Linked DNA regions of Homo sapiens: all the other regions are linked to region 2. Evidence: chromatin loops called from intact Hi-C (ENCODE). Cell type or tissue: heart left ventricle. All regions are shown on one strand. Region 1 overlaps UNC13B (unc-13 homolog B). Region 2 overlaps RUSC2 (RUN and SH3 domain containing 2). Region 3 has its middle 4.2 kb from the start of SPATA31F3. Region 4 overlaps UNC13B (unc-13 homolog B). Region 5 overlaps UNC13B (unc-13 homolog B).

What was found. A loop is a pair of places that touch in the nucleus more often than their neighbours do. Peaks named below come from ENCODE experiments on the same cell type or tissue, not always from the same donor. Only the 100,000 strongest peaks of a DNase experiment are listed, where the experiment ranks them.
Region 1: a loop joins it to region 2, with 2.2 times the contacts of the local background. A loop is called at or near these places in 10 of 110 quality-filtered maps.
Region 3: a loop joins it to region 2, with 2.6 times the contacts of the local background. A loop is called at or near these places in 9 of 110 quality-filtered maps.
Region 4: a loop joins it to region 2, with 2.3 times the contacts of the local background. A loop is called at or near these places in 2 of 110 quality-filtered maps.
Region 5: it touches region 2 in a loop (2.5-fold over the local background); 2 of 110 quality-filtered maps call a loop at or near these places.

Annotation. Positions count from the first base shown.
Region 1 is chr9:35,273,077-35,277,076 of GRCh38, reverse strand. All of the region lies in intron 7 of UNC13B (unc-13 homolog B), which reads right to left. Among named protein-coding and RNA genes, the nearest start is that of UNC13B, 110 kb to the right of the region's middle. In heart left ventricle, no CTCF peak of the experiment used is centred here; no DNase peak of the experiment used is centred here; H3K4me3 peaks cover 924 bases; H3K27ac peaks cover 1,177 bases.
Region 2 is chr9:35,552,233-35,556,232 of GRCh38, reverse strand. RUSC2 (RUN and SH3 domain containing 2) reads right to left here. Exons shown (of 12, transcript NM_014806.5): 3 at 532-1,173; 4 at 96-281. Among named protein-coding and RNA genes, the nearest start is that of CIMIP2B, 9.6 kb to the left of the region's middle. In heart left ventricle, a CTCF peak has its summit at 2,087; a DNase peak (open chromatin) is centred at 2,132; H3K27ac peaks cover 878 bases.
Region 3 is chr9:34,897,931-34,901,930 of GRCh38, reverse strand. It overlaps a transcript of PHF24 not described here. Among named protein-coding and RNA genes, the nearest start is that of SPATA31F3, 4.2 kb to the right of the region's middle. In heart left ventricle, a CTCF peak has its summit at 2,187 (motif pointing left); a DNase peak (open chromatin) is centred at 2,200; H3K27me3 peaks cover 1,085 bases.
Region 4 is chr9:35,303,201-35,307,200 of GRCh38, reverse strand. UNC13B (unc-13 homolog B) reads right to left here. Exons shown (of 40, transcript NM_001371189.2): 9 at 1-4,000. Among named protein-coding and RNA genes, the nearest start is that of UNC13B, 140 kb to the right of the region's middle. In heart left ventricle, no CTCF peak of the experiment used is centred here; no DNase peak of the experiment used is centred here.
Region 5 is chr9:35,383,154-35,387,153 of GRCh38, reverse strand. UNC13B (unc-13 homolog B) reads right to left here. Exons shown (of 40, transcript NM_001371189.2): 22 at 2,840-2,908; 23 at 1,341-1,430; 24 at 861-989. Among named protein-coding and RNA genes, the nearest start is that of RUSC2, 100 kb to the left of the region's middle. In heart left ventricle, a CTCF peak has its summit at 1,899 (motif pointing right); no DNase peak of the experiment used is centred here.

The DNA of each region.
Region 1 (4,000 bases), 280 kb after region 2:
GACTATGTCCCTACACTTGCAATTCACCAGTCCCATATGAAGGAAAACACTGTCACTCAGGGAGCATGATAAATCTAAGAAAAACTTCTGAGTACATTACTAAACTATACTAAAGGATAATGATGAGTGGTAGGCTAATGGGTATTAGTTTCATTATTATGCTCTAAAACTTTTGTATTTTACATTTATTCTTTTGTAATTCAGACAAAAAGAACAATTTGGCCTTTGTGGGAGGGAAAACAATTATCATTGAAAGACACCGCATAATTAAATTTTTGACTCATTTTTTAAAAATAAAAATTAAAATGTTGGGGGAATATACACGAAACTGTGAAGACTAGTTATCCCGGAGTGGAATAGAGGGGGAAATTGAAGAGTACTTTCACTTTCTATATTACACATTTCTGAATCATTTGAAGACTTTTATAGTACCCATGTTACGTATTTCTATTTTTTACAAAGTTTAAAATAAGAAAGGGACTCAGTATGTTGGAAGAGGAAAAAAATAACTCTTCACAACACCACAAAAAGTGACCACAACGAATTCAAAATTAGTGAGGAAACTAACATATTCTATGGACATAAACTGCAGAAGTTCTTGACCCAGGAATAAATGTGTGAAAGTCATTCTAGGAGGGTGAGTGCAGACAGAGGAAACATTTCTATTGTACTCAAGGCCAGGATTTTGGGAAACAGATCTTTGCTATGGAAAGCAACAGGGAAAATAAAATAAACCATCTATTCCCTATGCCTTTTTTTTTTTTTTTTTTTGAGACAGGCTCTCACTCTGTCACCCAGGCTGGAGTGCAGTGGCATAATCTTGGCTCATTGCAGTCTCAACTTCCTGGGCTGAAGTGATCCTCCCGCTTCAGCCTCCCATGTAGCTGGGACTACAGGCACACACCACCACACCAGGCTAATTTTTGTATTTTTTGTAGAGATCGGGTTTCATCATGTTGCTCAGGCTGGTCTCGAACTCCTGAGCTCAAACAACCTGCCCACTTCAGCCTCCCAAAGTGCTGGGATTACAGGCACAAGCCATTGCACCTAGCCCCTGTGGCTTTTAAATAAATCCTTAGAACAGAGTGAGAACCCAAAAAAGACACTGATCAAGAAGTATTCAAATCTCAACTATAAGTTAGCTGTGGACATTTTATTGTAGTATTTGGTACTCTAAAACCAATTCAGGCCGGGCACAGTGGCTCACTGTAATCCCAGCATTTTGGGAGGCTGAGGCAGGCAGATCATTTGATGTCAGGAGTTCAAGACCAGCCTAGTCAACATTGTGAAACGCTGTCTCTATTAAAACTACAAAAATTAGCCAGGTGTGGTTGCAGGCGCCTGTAATCCCAGCTACTCAGGAGGTTGAGGAAGGGGAATCACTTAAACCCAGGAGGCGGAGGTCACAGTGAGCCGAGATCACACCACTACGCTCCAACCTGGGCAACAAAGCGAGACTCCATCTCAGAATAAATGAATGAGTAAATAAAACCAATTCAAAGGATGGAAAGAATAATCAAAAGATCTCTCTAATGTATATACCTGTATATTCGAACAGCAGTAAAACCTCTTGAATGATTCACAAGAAAATGCTAACGATGATTACCTCTGGGGAGAAGACCCAAGTGGCTGGGGAATAGGAACAGGAGGGAGACTTTTTACTATACTCCCTTTAATATTTTAAAACTCCTATACAAAGTATATTACCTATTCAATAAATGAATTAATTTTAATTAAAACAAAGGGCAGTAGCCACGTAAGAAAAGCACATATTTCTGAATGGCAAATTATATCCCATGAGATTTTTGCCACCACAGGGTGGTGGTATAGCGGAAAGAACACAGACATTTGAGTCAAGCTGACCAAAGTTTTAACTCTAGTTTACCCATTTCCTAGAAACAAGTGATGCAGAAAAAGATAACTGGTTGGGAGACTTGGGAGAAAAAAAGACTCTGAGCTGCTCTTCACAATACCATGCAAAGTGGCCATCAAGAATTCATAACTTTATCCAGCCAAGGTAAAGAAAAGAAAAAAAAAGAATTCAAAACTAACAAGAAAACCAATACATTCTACAACTTTAAATCACAAATGACTTTGAGAGTGCAGAATTTTAACCTAGAGGACACTGAACAAAAAGCTCCAAACCCATGATATCTATTGAAGTATGATTTCACAGTATGACAAAAAATGATTGGGAAAGTTATGGAGCTGGACATCTCTTTTATGGGGGAGCACTGCAATTTGGATGCAGCCAAAGGCCAGCTGGTGTAGGGACTAAATAGCCCACTCACAGGGCCCTGAATTTAAGTGAACAGCATACATATTATATTATGGCTTCAAGAAGTGGATACATTTATAATTAAACCCAAGGTAGCAATGTCCCAGAGGAACCTGGGCATCAGGAGAGAGTTCAATAATCTCTCAGGTCTCCCAGGATTATCTTTGGCATTTGTCCCCCAAATTTCATTGTGGGGCATTCTTTATGAAGGCTGTCAGAAGTCCTAGCAGGCCATCCTAATGTCTTCAAAGGGCCTGCCACAGAATAAGAACATGTCATTATAAGGGGATACAGAGGACAGATTTTCTGAGTTCTGTCCCTTCAAAATTCAATTATGGTGAGAGATTCTGGTTCTCTTTAAGGCATTATTAGGAACATGGATTAATCTACTATATGCTCTTGAATCTGTAAGACATGCAAATTCTTGACTGGGTGTGGTGGCTCACACCTGTAATCACAGCAGTTTGGGAGGCTAAGGCAGAGGATAGCTTGAGGCCAGGAGTTTGAGACCAGCCTGGGCAACATAGTGAGACCCCCATTTCTACAAAAAAAGAAAAGAAAAGAATGCTAGTACTAGTTGAGAGTGCGAGGCCACAAAGCTCTCTAAGAGATATATCTCCTGATAGGCAGGGGTTATCAGTATGGTGGCTACTGTCATACGGAAAATAAGTAATACAGATCCAGATTTCTAACCAGGCTTCTTTTTTACTTGGAGCTGTGCGAGGTAGTTAGGTCTGATGGTCAGGAAGCACTAGATCCTCTCAAGATGGTGTTCTCTGGCATGAAATGGTGGAGTGATAGTCCCATACTCTACATGATCAAGCTTTGACACAGTAATTGCCACTTGGGTCAGCTCCCTCTGGCTGTGGTGGGTCCAGAATAAAAGAAAGGTATCCTGGACCAAAAACGAGTGGACAACATTTCCTGTTCTACTTAAAGTCTATAAGACCCAACTACGAAAGCAAGTCCTAGCCTCCATTGAGAGGCGGCCAACACAGCCCACAGGCCTAAAGCTAGTCTTGTTTCTGGTAGGTGTGAAAATGAGACTAAGAGAAGCACTGGCAGTACCTGCCTAGCGTTTTTTTTGTGGTTGATTTTAGTTGGGGATTATACCATCATCACTTGTAGAGCAGGCAGGAACCTAATCGTCCAAGTGGGGAATACCTAGTTACATATACAGAATGACCCATTTCTCTGCCTCCCCTAACAGGTAGAATATTAGAAATAAGACAGGTAATAGAGTGGCAGTGAACAGTTTTAGATGGAGACCAAGAATAATAAGAGGCTATAAGAGGAGTATTTGAATATGGTGCACACTAGGAATATGAATATCAGGTCTAATGGCTGAAAACTAGTGGAAAGCATTGAAAACCTACTGCTTGCCATCTAAGAATCAACAAATATCAACGCAATGGACACTAGGACCAGGACATTTGACAGTAAGAGTTGAAAATGAGGAAAGGTAAGTAATTTTATTAAACATGCCTCTTTTGGATATGCTGGTAAAAGAAATTCTTCTGAAGTTTGTGGTGGTCAAATAATTTGTCACAACCCAGCAACTAAGCAGTATATTACTGACAATGCTTCTGAATGTTTGGTCACTTGTTATTCATGATATGACTCACATCCAACTGTTCTGAACTGATTCATTCTTCAAGAAAATTTTTAAACAATATGTTGGGTTATGCCGTTTTACTAATTTAAAAGAATGATTCGTACTCA
Region 2 (4,000 bases):
TCTGAGACACGTTCCTTTGGGACTGACCCCTTCTCTAGCCCTTTCCAGCCATGGCAGAGCCTGCCCCGGGTGTACTGGGGACCCTGCTCACACACCATTCAGCCGGCAGTTCAGATGGCTGGCAGCACTGAGGGAGCCAGGGAACTCAAAGATAGGGTTTCTTCGGGCCAGCCGAGCTTCTTGTGATCTTCGGTCTAGGCTCCCTGACAAACCAGGTGGCCCTAGTGGGTTCTTCCTCCTGTATTCCCGCCACTTGAGGGCTTGAGGGGATAGGTGGTTGGCTGGAAGCAGAACAGATTAGCAGAAAGACAAGAGTTGGCAGGAGACAGCGAGACAGAGTTTCACATCCACCCAGTGGGCCCATATGAAACACTAGATTATCTGTGGATATTATCTACAGATGCTGAGGGAGGGATGCAGACATCCTAACCTCTGGCCCCAGGTGAGAGTGTAAGCAACCACTCAAAGGGGAGGTGGTGGAAGTGCTTGCGTGAGGTGGCGGGTTGGGTAGGGAGATGCTGGAGCTCGTACCATTACTGGGCCTGGTGGCCATGCTGCCCTCACCACCTCCCCGGGCCAGGCTCTCTGCTCGGCTGAGGCCAGATCGCCAGGAGCCCAGAGGCGGCAAGCTTCCTGTTCCATGGAGCCGGTACTCAGTCAAGGTCAGTATCTTCTGATCCTCCTTCTGCGGCTGCTGGGAGGTGGCAGGCCGGACAGCAGAAGGACAGGAGTGGCTCCATGGGGGCAGGCTTTCTGTGGCTGTGGGCTGCTCTGGGGGAGGGGAGCACGAAGTGGAGGCAGAAGAGTCAGTGCTGGGCCCAAAGGGGCCAACACTCCGGATGGGGGAGTAGCTGCCCAGGGGCGATGGCCGAGAGGTCTCTGGCTCAGACCCAGCTTTCCTGGCACCTCTGCCAGTGGCTCGGGGAGTGGATGCCTGCGGTTCCCCTGAGGGAGCTGGGACTGAGACTTGAGCAGCAGGGGCAGCCAGTGGGGCAGGCTGCTGTGTACGGCTGCAGCCTGAGAGGCTGTAGAGCTGGGAAAGGCTGTGGAGGGCCCGGGCCTTGGCCAGCTGCTTGGGGAAGTGGTGCTGGAACACGAAGGGCTGGATGGGCAGTGTGGTTGGCCTCTGTTCCTTGCTGTAGCGAAGGACTGGTCGGCTCTCGGTGCCACCCCCTGTAGCAAAGGGATGGAGAAGAAATCAGTAGACAGACACTGAAACCCATATGAGAGAAAACCCAGAAGCAGAGATGGGAGAGGGGAGAGGGGCAGGGACCTGGCTGGCAGGAATTGAATGGGGTAGAAGTTCGTGGAATGGGACACTGCTCCCCTCTTTTGTAAAACGCTTCCTATTGCTTTTATGGTGCTGGACTGTCTTGTACCTCTCTGCTGTTCAGTCCCTCTTCATTTTCTTGACTCCAAAGGTGAGTGTATCTTAAGGCTCAACTCTTGCATCTCACCTTACACTTTATTTCTTGAGAAGTTTTGAGTTCAGACTTCTACGGGATGACTCCCAAACCCACAGCTTTAGCCTGGACCTTCCTCTTCATCTCCAGATCATTCTGCTTTATAGTTCTGCTTTCACTTAAAATGTGCTATAACCGCTTATCCATCACCTTTCTCCTTTTTTCCGATGACTTCCATTTCTATCAATGGCAGAACCATTTTCTTTGTTTCTAAGTCTTGGAGTCACAGTCACACACATTTTCAGTGATGAAAATGTTTCAGATGTTACTGACTTCAAGCTTTTGCTCATTATCCCATCTCCAATCATGCCAGCACATTTCATTCCTGAGCATATCGAACCATAGTAAGATATTTCTTTACTTGCAGCCTACCTGTTATCTGTATCTACCCCCACTCCCACTCTTTTCACGATCCTGGCATTGGAACCTCAGAGTCCACATTTGCTCCCCCTGAACGGAGGTATGTTCCCCAAGGCTGGGCCTCTCCTGTTCTTTCAGGCAGTCTTCAGGTCAATGTCCTTCAAAACGTGGTGCTCAGAACTAAACACAAAACTCCAGGACACTGGAGTGGGACAGTGGATGGACTGCACTTCCAACAAAACACTGTAGATCTCCGAATAAACGTAAGATGGCGCTATAAGCACGCACCCGGCCTAAAGCCCTGGTGAAAGCTCACCAGCAGTGGGGCTCAGTAGCTCTGCGAGGCGGGAATTAGTTCTCTTACTTGACATATTAGGAAATGTGAAATGTAGACAGATTAAAGCACTTGCTCAAGGTCAAACAACTAGGAAGTGGCAGAGCTAGAATTCTGCCTAACCCAGAGTCTGATTTCAGAGCCACTGTTCTTTTTACCACATTGTACTACATGTGAAATTGTATCAGGCCAGGTTTTCCTATCCCTCATCTTATTTACATCAAAGAGTCAGAGGGGATGGGGACCACAATCCCATTAGGGAGGTGCTTCTGAATCACTCCCAGGGGACACTTTCAAGCTCCACCCTCCTGCTATACCCAGTCACTGCTTACACAGACTCTGCATTCTCCCTGGCCCACTGTGCTCCAGCCACACTTCCCCGTCCTTAAACACACCAGATGCATGAACATCTCCGGGCCTTTTGCACCTGCTTTTCTTTCTGTCTGAATCTTCTCACCATTCAGGCATCAGCTCAAATATCACCCCCTCAATAAGACCTTCTCTGACTACGTCAGCCCCTCTGGCAAGTTGCTCTCTATCCCATTACCCTGTTTCATTTTCTTTTCAGCATTGTTGAACTTTCCAGCAATTAAAAGTTGTCCTTTTAATGTGTTTATTGTCCATTACTGCTCCTAAGAGCTCCAGAAAAGTGGGGATTTTATATTGTTCACTGCTGGATCCATAATGCCTGGAACAGAGGCTGGCACACAGTATGGAGTGAAAAACCATCTGTTAAATGAGGGAATCTCCACGGTCACTCTTGATTCAAGCCAGTCTCACTACAACCAGAAGCTTCTTACATACACCAACTAGCTTCTGAGATACAAATTTTATCTCCCAGAATAAAGTCTAATCTTCTCAGTGAGCTAGTTGCCCACACCTGCTACGAGCTAGGCTGCTCTCCCTTCAGACTTCCACACCTGCCCCCACTGACCCTACTCTTCCCAGTCCATCCCTGTCATGAAGCCCACTGCTTTTCCCATCAGGAATGTGTCCTTCCTTTCCGCCTATTTAAGTATCAGTTTTCAAGGCTGAGCTGACTCTGGCTATCGGATTAGGTCATCCCAACCACAGCATTATTATACCCCCTATACAAAGTATGTCTGAATTAGACTGCTTATTCCTACCCTTTTAAAACTCCTCTCTGCTAAGTTCCCAGGATACAGACTGAGGCAGAGGAATAAGATCAGGTAAGAAGGGGGCCCCTGTGGGGAATGGGTCTTAGTTCTACCCTCAGGGAATACACAGAATAAGTTTTCTCACTTTTCTATGTGACATTCATTAAGAAAACCAGAGACAGAGACCGTATTCACCCGAGTCAGTTTTTCTCTAGGTTAAATAGCCCCAGTCCCCCAGTTCCTCAGTTCCTTCTTAAGATGTGGTACCCAGAACTCAATGGAATACCACTGAGCACTCACTGGTTCGGAGGAGTGAGAGACTATCCACTCTTTCTTTCTGGAGTCTATGAATGAATCCAGTCATCTTAACTTTTTGGAAGCTCTACCAACTGCTGACTCAATCTGAGTTTGCAATCAAATATCCCAAATCAACTCAAGTGCAGGTTACATATCAAACTTCACATTGGTCTCTGCTTTATTAGTTTTGTTCTTTCAAGATTCAGTAAGATCCCTTTAAATCTTGATTCTGCTGCTCAGTATCTCAAAGAGCCGTCTCAGCTGCCTTTTTTATTTTTATTTTTTAATTTACTTTTTTCTGAGACAGAGTCTCACTTTGTCACCCATGCTGGAGTGCAGTGGCGTGATCTCAGCTTACTGCAACTTCCGCCTTCCAGGTTCAAGCGATTATTGTGCCTCAGCCTCCCGGGTAGATGGGACTACAGGCG
Region 3 (4,000 bases), 650 kb after region 2:
CCACACTAGTTACCTCCTCGTTTTGAAGTAAATTCCAGATATCAGAAATTTATACCATTAAATATTTTAGTATGCATCTCAACATATACAAGCTTTTACAGTGACAGAGCTACCATTACTAAACCTAGAAAGTTCAAAATAGTTTCTTCATATCATCAAATACCCAATCAGTGCTTACATTCCCTTGATTGGCTTATAAATTTATTTTTATTTTCTGGAACTCCTGACATCAGATGATCTACCTGCCTCGGCCTCCCAAAGTGCTGGGATTACAGGCATGAGCCACCACCCCTGGCCAGTCACCACGCCCGACCCCCTATTTTTATTTTCTATAATTTGTTTGTTGGAATCAGAATACAAATACAGCCCACAAACTTCAAGTAGTTGAAATGTCTCTTAATGCTCTTTTAATACATAGATTCTGCTCCATTGCTTTAACTTTTCTCCTTATAATTTTTTTGTGGAAGAAACTAGATCCTTTGTCCATAGTCCTGATTCTGCTGATTGCATCCCTGTGGTCTATCATGTTTGTTTGCCCTCTGTATTTCCTACCAATTATATGTTGCTGAATTTGATTTGCTAAAATGTTAAGAACTTTTGCATTCATGTTCATGAAGAATGTTGGTCTCTAGTTTTCTATTCTTGTAATGTCTTTGGATTTGGTATCAAGGCAATCCTGGCTTCAAACAATGAATTGAGAAGTATTCTCTTCTCTTTAAATTTTTGAAAGAATTTATGTAGAATTGGTATTATTTCATACTCAAATATTTGTTAGAATTCACTAGTGAAGAAATATGGTCATAAAAAAATAAGAGTTTTCTTGACAAGAATTTTTTTGAGACAAGATTTAAACTACAAATGCAATTTCTTTAAATGGATATAAGGCCATTCAGGTTATCTATTTCTTCTTAAGTTTTGATAGTTTGTGTCTTTCAAATAATTTGTCCAGTCTTAGTCCATTTGGTGCTGTTATTACAGAATACCACAGAGTGGTAATTTATAAAGAGAGAATTTATTCTCTCACAGTTCTGGAGGCTGGGAAGGTACCAGCATTTGATGAGGGCTTCCTTGCTGTGTCCTCACATGGAAGAAGGGCAGAAAAGCAGAAGAGAGAGAACCCACTCCTGCAAACCGTTTTTATAGTGGCATTAATCCACTCTGTTCTCATGATCTAAAACACCTCCCAAAAGGCCCCACCTCCCAAAACTGTTACATTGGGGATTAAGTTCCCAACACATAAAGTTTGGAAGGAACACATTCAAACCATAGCAGTCCATTTCATCTAAGTTGCCCATTTATAGACATTAAAATTTTCACATTATTATTGTTATTGAGACATGGTCTTACTCTGTCACCTAGGCTGGAGTGCAGTGGTGATATCTCAGCTCACTGCAACCTCCACCTCCCAGGCTCAAGCAATCCTCCCACCTCAGCCTCCTGAGTAGCTGAGACTACAGGTGCACACCACCATGTCCGGCTAACTTTTGTAGTTTTTGTAGAGATGGAGTTTTGCCATGTTGCCCAGGCTGGTCTTGAACTCTTGAGCTCAAGTGATCCACCCACCTCAGCCTCCCAAAGTGCTGGGATTACAGGCATGAGCCACTGTGCTTGGCCTTCACATTAATTGATTGTCCTTTAAATGTCTTTGGAATTTTGGTGAGTCACCTCTCTCATTCTCAATATTGGTCATTGGTCTCTCTTTTTTCCCAAAGTTCCTATGACTTTTTAAAACATGAAGGACCCTGGCCTTGCTGAGGCTTCCACCTCAGAGTGATGGTGTTTCGCTTGGCATAAATTGTATTCAAATTTCTTAACCAGGCTTCCTGAGTTCCCCACGGTGTCCATAAGTGGAGTCAATGCCTCTGAAATTCAATCAAATTTTGAGTGTGAGGGGAGAGACATAGTTTCATCAGAGTCTCAAATACAAACCCATAGCTGAGTGCCTTCTTGCTTGAGGGTTATTTTTGATACTTATTTAATATAGAGGTTGCTGGACTCTGCATCTAGAGATTCCGATTCATTAGTCTGGAGTGAAACCAGAAAATCTATATTTTTAACAAGCTCCCGAGTGATTCTGATATAAGGCTGGGATTGAGAGCCCACTGGAGAAGATAACCTTTGAAAGCTCCTGTCAGGGTAGAGATGTCACAGGACTAGGCATATTGGGTGGGCATGTGCTGCCCTCTAGTGTCTCTGGCTGCCATCTACTGTTACTCCCCACAATCCTGCATTGGGTAGTAATCCGCTGTGTGAGCTCTGGTGGTTTTGCTGCCTGACACTACTCTGGGGCTTCCTGCCCAACTCCCTGGAAATTCTAGCTCTTGGGCATTAATGAACGTGCTCATCTATAAAAGTGTTGCCACTGAGTTGCAGCAACTATGCACCTCTGTCCCCGGCACCTTGGTATATTTGAGATGTTCACTAGTATTTTCTGAGTATGAGACACAGCGAAGCTCTTTCGTAAGGCTTGTGTGGAGGGACAAGTCTCACACCAGTGGCATGTCAGTCACATGTTTCTTTACAAGGCGATAGGACTCATGGGTACGTATGAATTGGTAGCCATGAACAGTTCCTTGAAGAAATTCTATTGCAATCATTGTGGCTCTGCAGCATTATAATGAAAGCAGGGTCTGGCTTAAAGCAAGTTTTCTAGAAACAAATGAAGAATAATCCTTGATAGTTGTGCAGCCCTCCAGCGTCCACAGAGGCTTTTCGTGTAGTTCATCTCCCTCGTTTGCTGTTCGCTCTCAACCACGAGGCAGGAAAGGCAAATGTGATGATCCATGCCCACATCGTGAGAAATGCCAGGCTTAGCTGTGATCATTACATGAATGAGCCCTTGTTCAGGAAGACACTGATCCCACTGTCCTGTCCACACAAGCACCCTTGTCGATGAGCCCCAAACCAGTAAATAAACCTATGCTAAAGGCCTAATCTACAAAAAGGCATGAGACCATTTTTGGCTCAGCCCTTGGCTCTAATTCCTCAGCTCTGAGGCAGAGGAGCAAGGGCCAGGCGAATTGCTGGAGTGGAGTTTTCAGTAGATGGTTTTAATGGCTTGGTGGAAGGGCAGAGGCTGTGGGTTATCTGTGAGGTAAGTAGTGCACTGGCAGAAGCAGGTGCAGGACTTGCAGATGTGGTGATTCTGCTGGGTGCAAGACGTCAGGCTAATGGGTGACAAAACTGTTACAGCTGCATAGAGGGTGGCAACAGCTGGTTAAGTAGGAGTAATAAAAGTAATGAAGGATACAGGCTACTTTGCAGGTATGTTGATGACCTGCTACTAAAAAGCTGACTCAAGCTGCCTTTTAATTGATTTTTGTTAACCTTTCATTCAGTGCTCTTTGTTTGAAAAAGTCTTCTCATTCCTGTATTATGGAATTTGCAAGTTCAGGGCAGATGATGAAATAGCTCAAATTCATCCCATTTTCAGGTAGGACTCTTCTTAAATTATCCTTAATATGAAGATCTAGTTTCCTTTTGTAGGTATAAGAAGGACATTTAAGAAAAACGTTCACTGATGCAAATCAAAACCGCAATGTGATACCGCCTTACTCCTGCAAGAATGGCCATAATCAAAAAATAAAAAAACAGTAGATGTTGGCATGGATGTGGCAATAAGGGAACGCCTCTACACTGCTGGTGGGAATGAAAACTAGTACAACCACTATGGAAAACAGTGTGAAGATTCCTTAAAGAACTAAAAGTAGAACTACCATTTGATCCAGCAATCCCACTACTGGGTATCTACCTGGAGGAAACGAAGCCATTATTCGAAAAAGATACTTGCACGTGCATGTTTATAGCAGCACAATTTGCAATCGCAAAAACGTAGAACCAACCCAAATGCCCATCAGTCAATGAGTGGGTAAAGAAACTGTGGTATATATATATGATGGAATACTACTCAGCCATAAAAAGGAATGAATTAACAGCATTTGCAGCGACCTGGATGAGATTGGAGACTATTATTTTAAGCAAAGTAACTCAGGAACGGAAA
Region 4 (4,000 bases), 250 kb after region 2:
TTTTCAGGAGTATTATTGTCTTCCATTTTGGTTGTTAGTTTAGGATCATCTGTCAAGATATCTGATTCTGGCTTTGCACTAACCACAGTCATTCTACAGTCACTGAGAGTAGATTCTGAACTTAGTGCTGTAAAGGCAGCTTCTCTCCTTTCTGGAGGTACTGATCCTACAGCATCTCTGGAACAACCATTTTGAAGCCATGAAGTAGCTGGGAGAGATGATTCTTGTTTGTATGGCTCTGGCTTGGGACTTTTGAAAATTCCAAATAATTCACCTTTGAGGGGCTGAGATGATACATCAGAAGCAAGAGAGAAAAAGGAGTTTTTCTTTGGAGATTTAGGAGAGGAGAAAAGTCCAGAGAGTGTTTTGGGAGGTTCAATTAAGCTCCCAGAGAAAGATTTCACTTTGGTCACAAACCCTGAAAGCATGTCTACTGAAGAGCCTAATGCAAATTTGTCTTCCTCTTTATCTGCATCTTGGTTCTGAAGGTTCCCTGCACACCCTGGCTCTGGAGAGGAAGAGGCTGGCTCTAGGATCTGTGGTAAGACCTCATCGGGGGCCTTTTCTAATGGCAAGTTCACTGGGTCAGTAGTAAATTTCTCATTTTGGTGGCAGTTAGTACAAGTGTCTAAATCATTGAATTTTTCAATTAACTGTTTAGCATGTGAAAAAGAGTTGGACAGTGAGTCACTGGGGAAGGCTTTGTGGTTGAAAGCCTCTTCTTCATGGGGAGCTATCCCAAGGTTCTCTGGGCCAGTGAGGAATGTTTCAGCCTGTGCCTGAAATTCTGGTGAAGGAGGAATAATGTCTTTTTGCAATTCATTCATCTGGAAATCCACTGATGTCCCTGGTACAATATTGGAACTCAGTTTTTCCTGACAGTCCTTGTCTACACTGAGCTCATCTGCAAGGGAGGTAACCTCAATGGTGTTGTTAATGGAAATACAAGGTGCCATTTGCTGTTCATGAACTACTTCTTGGGCTATGCTATCTCTATGACCACTGGAACTTTCTCTGGTCATTGTGCTACCACTCTCTACAAAAACATTTGTCTTCTTACAGGGCTGGGAGGTCACTGGAACAACAGTTGAAATGCTTTGTTTTTCCCCAGAGGTCTCCTTTTTTTGATCCAAAAAGGACAAGCTGAAGAAACTAAAAGTAGAACTACTATGAGAGGCATCCTTCTTAATGCTTGAGCTAGCAGTGGAAAAAAATGAAGGAAGTGTGAATAGCCCTTCTGCCTGAGATTTGGCTCTTGGTAGAGTAGCAGAGGCTCTGTTCTCAGATTTTTCAGATCCAGTGAGAAAAGAAAATATACTCTTTTTGGTTGATAACTCTGGTTGAGATGAAGATGTTGCAGCCATAGAGAAACTCCAGTCTTTGTCAGAAAAATGATCTTGTTCATTTGAATTTCTCTTGCTCAGGGTATCAAAGGATATTTCATTACTTTTTGAAACTTCTGTCACTGTAGTCACACCACTAGTTTCTACTGAAGACTCCCTGGAAGACTCTTTGAGACTACTTGTTGAAAAAGATGAATTAGGTGACTGCTGGATTAGATGGTCTCTGAATGGTACCTCTTTTTCAGTCAAATCATTACCCTGGATCCCTCTAGTTGATTCCTCTAACCTACTGTCATCGATAGTAGTCTGTTTGTTCAGTCTTCTAACTCTAGCCTTCCCTTTAGAGGAAATTGGTGCAGCAGGAAAGTTCCCAGCACCCTGGCTAGCTAGCTCCATAGGAGTAGGACTTGACCTGACCTCATCCTTAATAGTCATTGAAGAAACAGACGTATTTTCAGTTGTCTGTATAGGAGATACATTGGCTTTAAAGAAATCCCCAAGGGTACCCCAAAAATTTGAAACACCAGAAGATTCTTTCTTTTCTTGAGGTGGTATCTTGACATTTGTATCACCAATCTTTTCTAAGTTTGGTGATCCTTCTTTATTCACCTGAGTCTTAAAAAGATTCAAAAATCCAGATGACTGTTTTTCATTTGCTGTCATACTAACTGACGATTCTTCTTGACTGAAGAGTTTCAATGAACTTTTAAATAATGTTTTATCAGACTCTTTGGATGACTGGCCCTGGGGAAGCTCATAATTCTCACGCTCATCCCCACTATGCTGAGGTGCAGGAGAAACTGAAATAGAGTCTGTTGTAATGATTTCATCATCTTTTACACCTGATTTAGCCTGAGGAGTTGTTTGGCTTACCTGGAAACCAGATTTTAACAAACTTTGCTTTTTCACATGGTTGTTTTTATTTAAAGAGAATTCTTGCCTTATATTTTTGATCAATTCTGGATGCTGAACATTGGATACTATCTGTCTTTCTGAATCCTTAAGAAGACTTTTTTCCACATTTGGGGAGTTACCCTCTAATTGCTTACTCATGATTAATGACTGAAAGCCATCATTTGTGAGCTCTGCTAAATCTGACTGCTGATTCACTTTCTGCATGGCCAAAGCCTCTAAGGATTCACTCTTATCAAACTTCAAAGTACTACCAACTGAGGCACCCAAAACAGAAAATACTGAAGCCACTTTGTTCACTAATGATGTCTCTTCTGCTTGTTGTGAGCCTTTAGTCATATTTTCAGGATGAACCAAAGTGGTAACTTCTTCAACAGAAGACTGAAGCCAATGGAAACTGGAAAGGTGAACTGATGAATCTTCAGCTAGAGGCTGGTTTTTATCTCTCTCTATAATTTGATCTCTGCTTGAGACATGATTACTAATAGTTTGGGGCTGATTTCTGAGATCTAATGTACATTCAGCGTCTTCAGAACCACACGGCCTTTCTTTGAAAGATCTAAAGTCTCCTTTAAACTTTTGACGATTATAGCCTGAAAAATCTAGTGGCTGATCGCTTTGGTCACAACTTGACTCTTTAAGTACTTGTGAAAAGGTTTCTAAATTTAGATACAATGGTTCCTCACTTCTTGGCAAAGCTAAAGATAAATCAAGAGGGTCATCAATTGGTTCCTCTTCAACATACCAAAATATTTCATCTTCCTTATCAAGTACTTTAAAACTACAGGCAGAAATAATGCTGTCATCCAACGTAATACTTGATAGACCATTTGTCTGTAAATCACAATCCAAATACTCTTGATAAGAATCAGGTATAAATAAATATGCATACTGCCCAGTAGAATCAGTGAGAAGAGAATAGATATATTGACCATCATGAAACATATAATATCCATAATCCCCATCCTCTGATGGCCACCACACTCCATGTTCAAGACATGACAACCATTCCTGGTACTCATAACCAAAACTTGAAAAAACAAAGTTTTCATCCATTCTTAATGATTCTTGATCAACTACGGGGCATGTAGTCTTTTCATGATCTGATGAAGAACTTAAGTCAATGGGTAATTCTTCTAGTGAATTATTAGCCTCATTAATTGGAAGAGGACCAGAGTTTCCATATAATGAGTTAGCTGCCCACACATCACCTCTTAATAAGTAATCTTCATTAAATGCTAACTGATTGAATGATTCATATGGTAAGTCACACCAAATGACACTGTTTGGATTTGTTCTCCACTCCAAGATGTTTGCATTTTGATCTTTTTGGCAAAAATTTATCACTGAGTTTTCTGAGTCAAGCCACAAGCAAGCATCGGCTGATAGAAATCTATTTTGATTTAACATATAATAAACTGGCTGAAGTTTTCTGGAATTTTTAGACAAATCTTTTATGTCAGAGTCCCATTCAAAACAGAAAGGACTGTTCATCTCTTCAAAAGCCTGATAGTTGTTTGATTTATTGAGAATGTTGGTATTTAGTACAGGTGAATTTAACTTGTTTGAATTTTCATGTAGTTTTGCCTCAAGAACATGGTTTGGCATTTGCCTCTTAGCCATAGATTTCTCCAAAAAACCTAGCTGAGCACTTGGAGCACAGTGAAGTACAATGTTCTCAGAGGAGGGGTGATGCTTTTCACTTTGCTGGTTTTTCTCTGTAGGGGAACAATAATGATTATCAT
Region 5 (4,000 bases), 170 kb after region 2:
CTTATCCCTTTTTCAAGGCCCTTCAAACAGACTCTTTTGATTAGAGTTATATATATGTTTATGAGACTGCAAACTTACTGAAGGAGCACTGTGCTCTCCTCAGACCTGGCCTAGAACAAACATTCAATATTTGTTGGACTGAAGGGAATCCACTCTGCAAATGTATGGTCAGCAAGAAACTCCTAAGATTGGAACTGTAATTGAGTAATTGGAGCTAGAAGTAAGTTCTGGCTTTCAAATAAGTTGGGAGCATGGATCGGGGACACTATTAGAAGGATCTGGGAAAATGTACTAAGTCACCAGGTACTGACTTAGGGTGCCAGGCTAAAACAGGTGAAGTAGCTCAGCCTCACAGAAGGATAGGGTCAGTCTTGATAGCCAGTGGATGAATACAACCCAGAAGAACCACACATTTCAGAGAGAAGTAATTAGAGGGAAAAGTAAAGCTTCCAGGAGCCAGCAGCTCAGAGACCACTTCAGATCTCAGAGGAAGGAAGCCCAGAACTTACAAGAGTCTGCAAGAGTCAGAATAAAGTTAAACTTGAGGGAGAAAAAAAGACTCTGGGATGGACTGAGAATTCCCCTACTCAACCCCTGAACTGTGCATGAATTTAGGTTTACTTTCTTCAACATCATTATTGTTGCCATTTCTGTTCAATTCAGGTATGTCTCATCTTGCCCAGGGGTCTCTTTCCATCCACATATCTCACATGGTCCACATGGTTCATACTCCACAACTCACTCACCCTTGAGAACATCAAGTACTTTGTCCTGAGTGCTTTTCCACCACCATCATGAAGGAAAACTGAGGCTCCAAAGAGCCACTGACAGCTGGCCCCACCTGATCCTGAACCTCTTACCAGCTGGTACTGGCGGCTGTATAAGTCGTGGCAGTTGTTGAAGATATATTCATATGTGGAGTTCAAACAGGCCTTCACACAATCCTTTACCACCTGGCTGGCTCTTGGAGGGCTTTGCAGTTCTTGTACCTGCCAATTAAAAGAAGAAATATGGGCCCAAGGACCTGCTCACCTGGGTGGGATATTCTCCTAGCACTACCCCAAACCTACTCTAGATTCTTTCATCCCTGTCTGGGTCCCTAGACTTTTCCCTGTGATGAAATTGCCAGGATAGTTGACAGGGAAAACTTCCACCCCATCCTCATGGATCCATAGTCTATGTGCTCTCTCAGAAGTAACCCAGGGAACAGGTACACAGAAATGTAAGCTTAGAGGTGATGAATCCTGTAGCCTCAGACTCTGCCCAATGATTCTCATTCTTCACGTTCCTGTAGCCAGGTCTCCAGCCCAGCACCACCCAAGCCCCAGTCCATTTCTTACCTTCATTCTGAAGAAAGTAATGCTGGTCAGCAAATCCACTGTGGATTTTAAGTCCTGAAGCCGTTCAGGACTCCCAGCAGGGAAATTATTCTGTTGCAAATCAAGCAAATGTAAGAAAGGAACAGAGGACTATGAAAACCTTCCCTGCCAAAAGTGATGATATCAAAAGCTTCCCTAATTGTTACCTACTGGGTTTTTCTCTAGTTGAGCTGGCCAAAAACACTGTAAAGTTACAGGTCTCCTTCTCTTTTTTCTATTGATGCAAACAGGCTCTTGCCAAAAGCAGGGGTTAATACTCCCCACCCTAGAAAGTGACACATCCTCCTCCAGCCCTACTTCCCATGCAATGTATAAGCACTTGTACAAAGGAACACACAGGCACACACAAACTTACACACATGCTTTTTTCTTGGATGAAGATTCTTACACACCAACAGTGAGTTCTTCGAAAATTACAATCTAACTGTATATCCTGGAATATAAGTGGAGCCACACTACAGACCAAACTGAGGTCCAGGACCTGTACTTTTTGTACAATAGAACCCAGCTCTTCTACTGTTCTGCAGCCAGCAGATGGCAGATCTCTGAGCAGAACTGCTTTTGGAGTGAGTTCCTTAGGAATTTCCAGCCATCCTTACTTCATTCACTTTGGCACGAGTCTTAGGAGGGAGCTGCTATGAAGAGCTGAAGGGAGATGCTGAGCCTGTCTTCACATTAATGGTCAGTTTTTAAACCTTCAAATGGCTACTTATATGCCAAATATAAGATATACAGTCAGCTGTCCATTATTTGTGCAAATGGAGGGCACTTGAGTGCAGACAATTAAAACCTCATTTCTTTTTGACTTTAAGGTTGTTTTTATACTTACTTTTTAATGTGCATATATTGCCTGTTCTGAAAATTCACACACTTTAAAGCAAGTAATGAAGCCATTTCTAAGATCTAACATAGGAGGAACTAAGAAACTGCCCATTTCCTTATCCTGTCCCGTCCCAGTAACCATCCTCCTACTATACCTATTTCCTCCCTTTATACTAGGAATGGACATGCTCTCTGATACAGATTACTTGCAAAAGCCAAGCTACTCTCTGTCCCCTAGCCAGATTCTCACACCTCCGCTGGAAAACGAGGAGAGTATGGAAAAATGCAAAAAAGAAATGTAATTAGGTATCTAATTTTTTAAAAGGATACTCCTGGAAGAGATTATCCTCAGGAAACTCCCTAATGAGAATGTCACCAGAGAGTTTAGTAGAGTGTTAAGAATGAGGTTGGAAAGACAACTGTCTATAAAAACTAACCATACCTGCTGCTATTTATACACCACATGGTCCCTGGAGTTAAAAGAACCACAGGTGTCAGTAGCATTGGCCATTTGGGTGGATGTGATGACACAGACCAGTTTTCCCTGGCCTCAATCTTTATAGCCAAGATTGGCCTACAGTCTCTCTGGGACCGTGCTTGATATCTATTATCCTGCCCACAGCCGTGTCTTCACTCACCCTGTATGTAGAGAGGTCGATCCTCAGTGAGTTGTGTAGCTGGTCCAGCAGTTTTACAAATCTCTCTTTCTGAGGGTGAGAAACAAATAAAGGGGAAGAAAAAGAGAACCTGTGTCTGAGTCCCCTAAACTATAACAGAAACAGAACCACCCCTGGATGAGTAGAAAGAGTCGGGAGGCATTGGGTTGGAGACACATCCCTGCCCATGGGAAGAACAACAAACAGTGTAACGGAAAAAATGAGATAGAAAGTCCCTGTTCTATCTCTTTGCAGCTCTGTCCCAATCTGGGAAATCTCACACTGACAAGGAAAAAGCCAAGTCCCTGGGGGGAGAAATGGCTCCTTCTATATGAGAGTCAATAGGGCATGACCAGTGCATCTCTATACCTTTGGGACTGTAACTTATCTTAGTTAGATAAGAAGAAACTCCAAACACATTCTCTCTTGAGTCTGAGGTCTCCTGACTTATCTCGGGGTAGTGCATAACAGTTATACAGCCACAGCCTAGCAGTGATGATAGGAGGGAGAATCTGATGCATATGAAAGATAACAGGACAGGCAGGAAGGGGTCTCTCTTTAAACCACATTCCACACACATTTCCCATAGTGTATACTTTTTAAATGTTAAAATATCTAACATATACTATTTTAATAGCTGATTTTCATAGAAAAAGTATAATTAAACGTGGAATCATATGCCTGCAGGATGTTGGCATCCCACTCCTAGAACTCATATATTGATTATATGAGTAGATGTTGATTAAGTCAATACATAATGAGATGAGGCAAAATGGAACAAATATTTGACTGGCTTAATAAGTTACACATCTACAGAAAGGCTCTATCAACAACAAAAAATTCATTAGTACAAAAAAGTCAGATTTCATAGACTCAGTGAATTGGGGTGATATCAGTAACTTTATGCCCAAAATGGTAATTTTTGTGTTGGGTCAGAATTATTTTATCTAGTTTATACTGAATTAATGTCAGGTGACATTCTGAGTAATGACTCAACTTCTCAGGTACCTTAACCCAGGAAGGGCACACCCTGGATAGGGAAAACAGTCTGGACACTAGAAAAGGAACAGGTTCAAGTGCACACTGGCATCATTGCTTAGACATCAGTCTCATATCAACTCAAGTAATATGAATCCATCACAG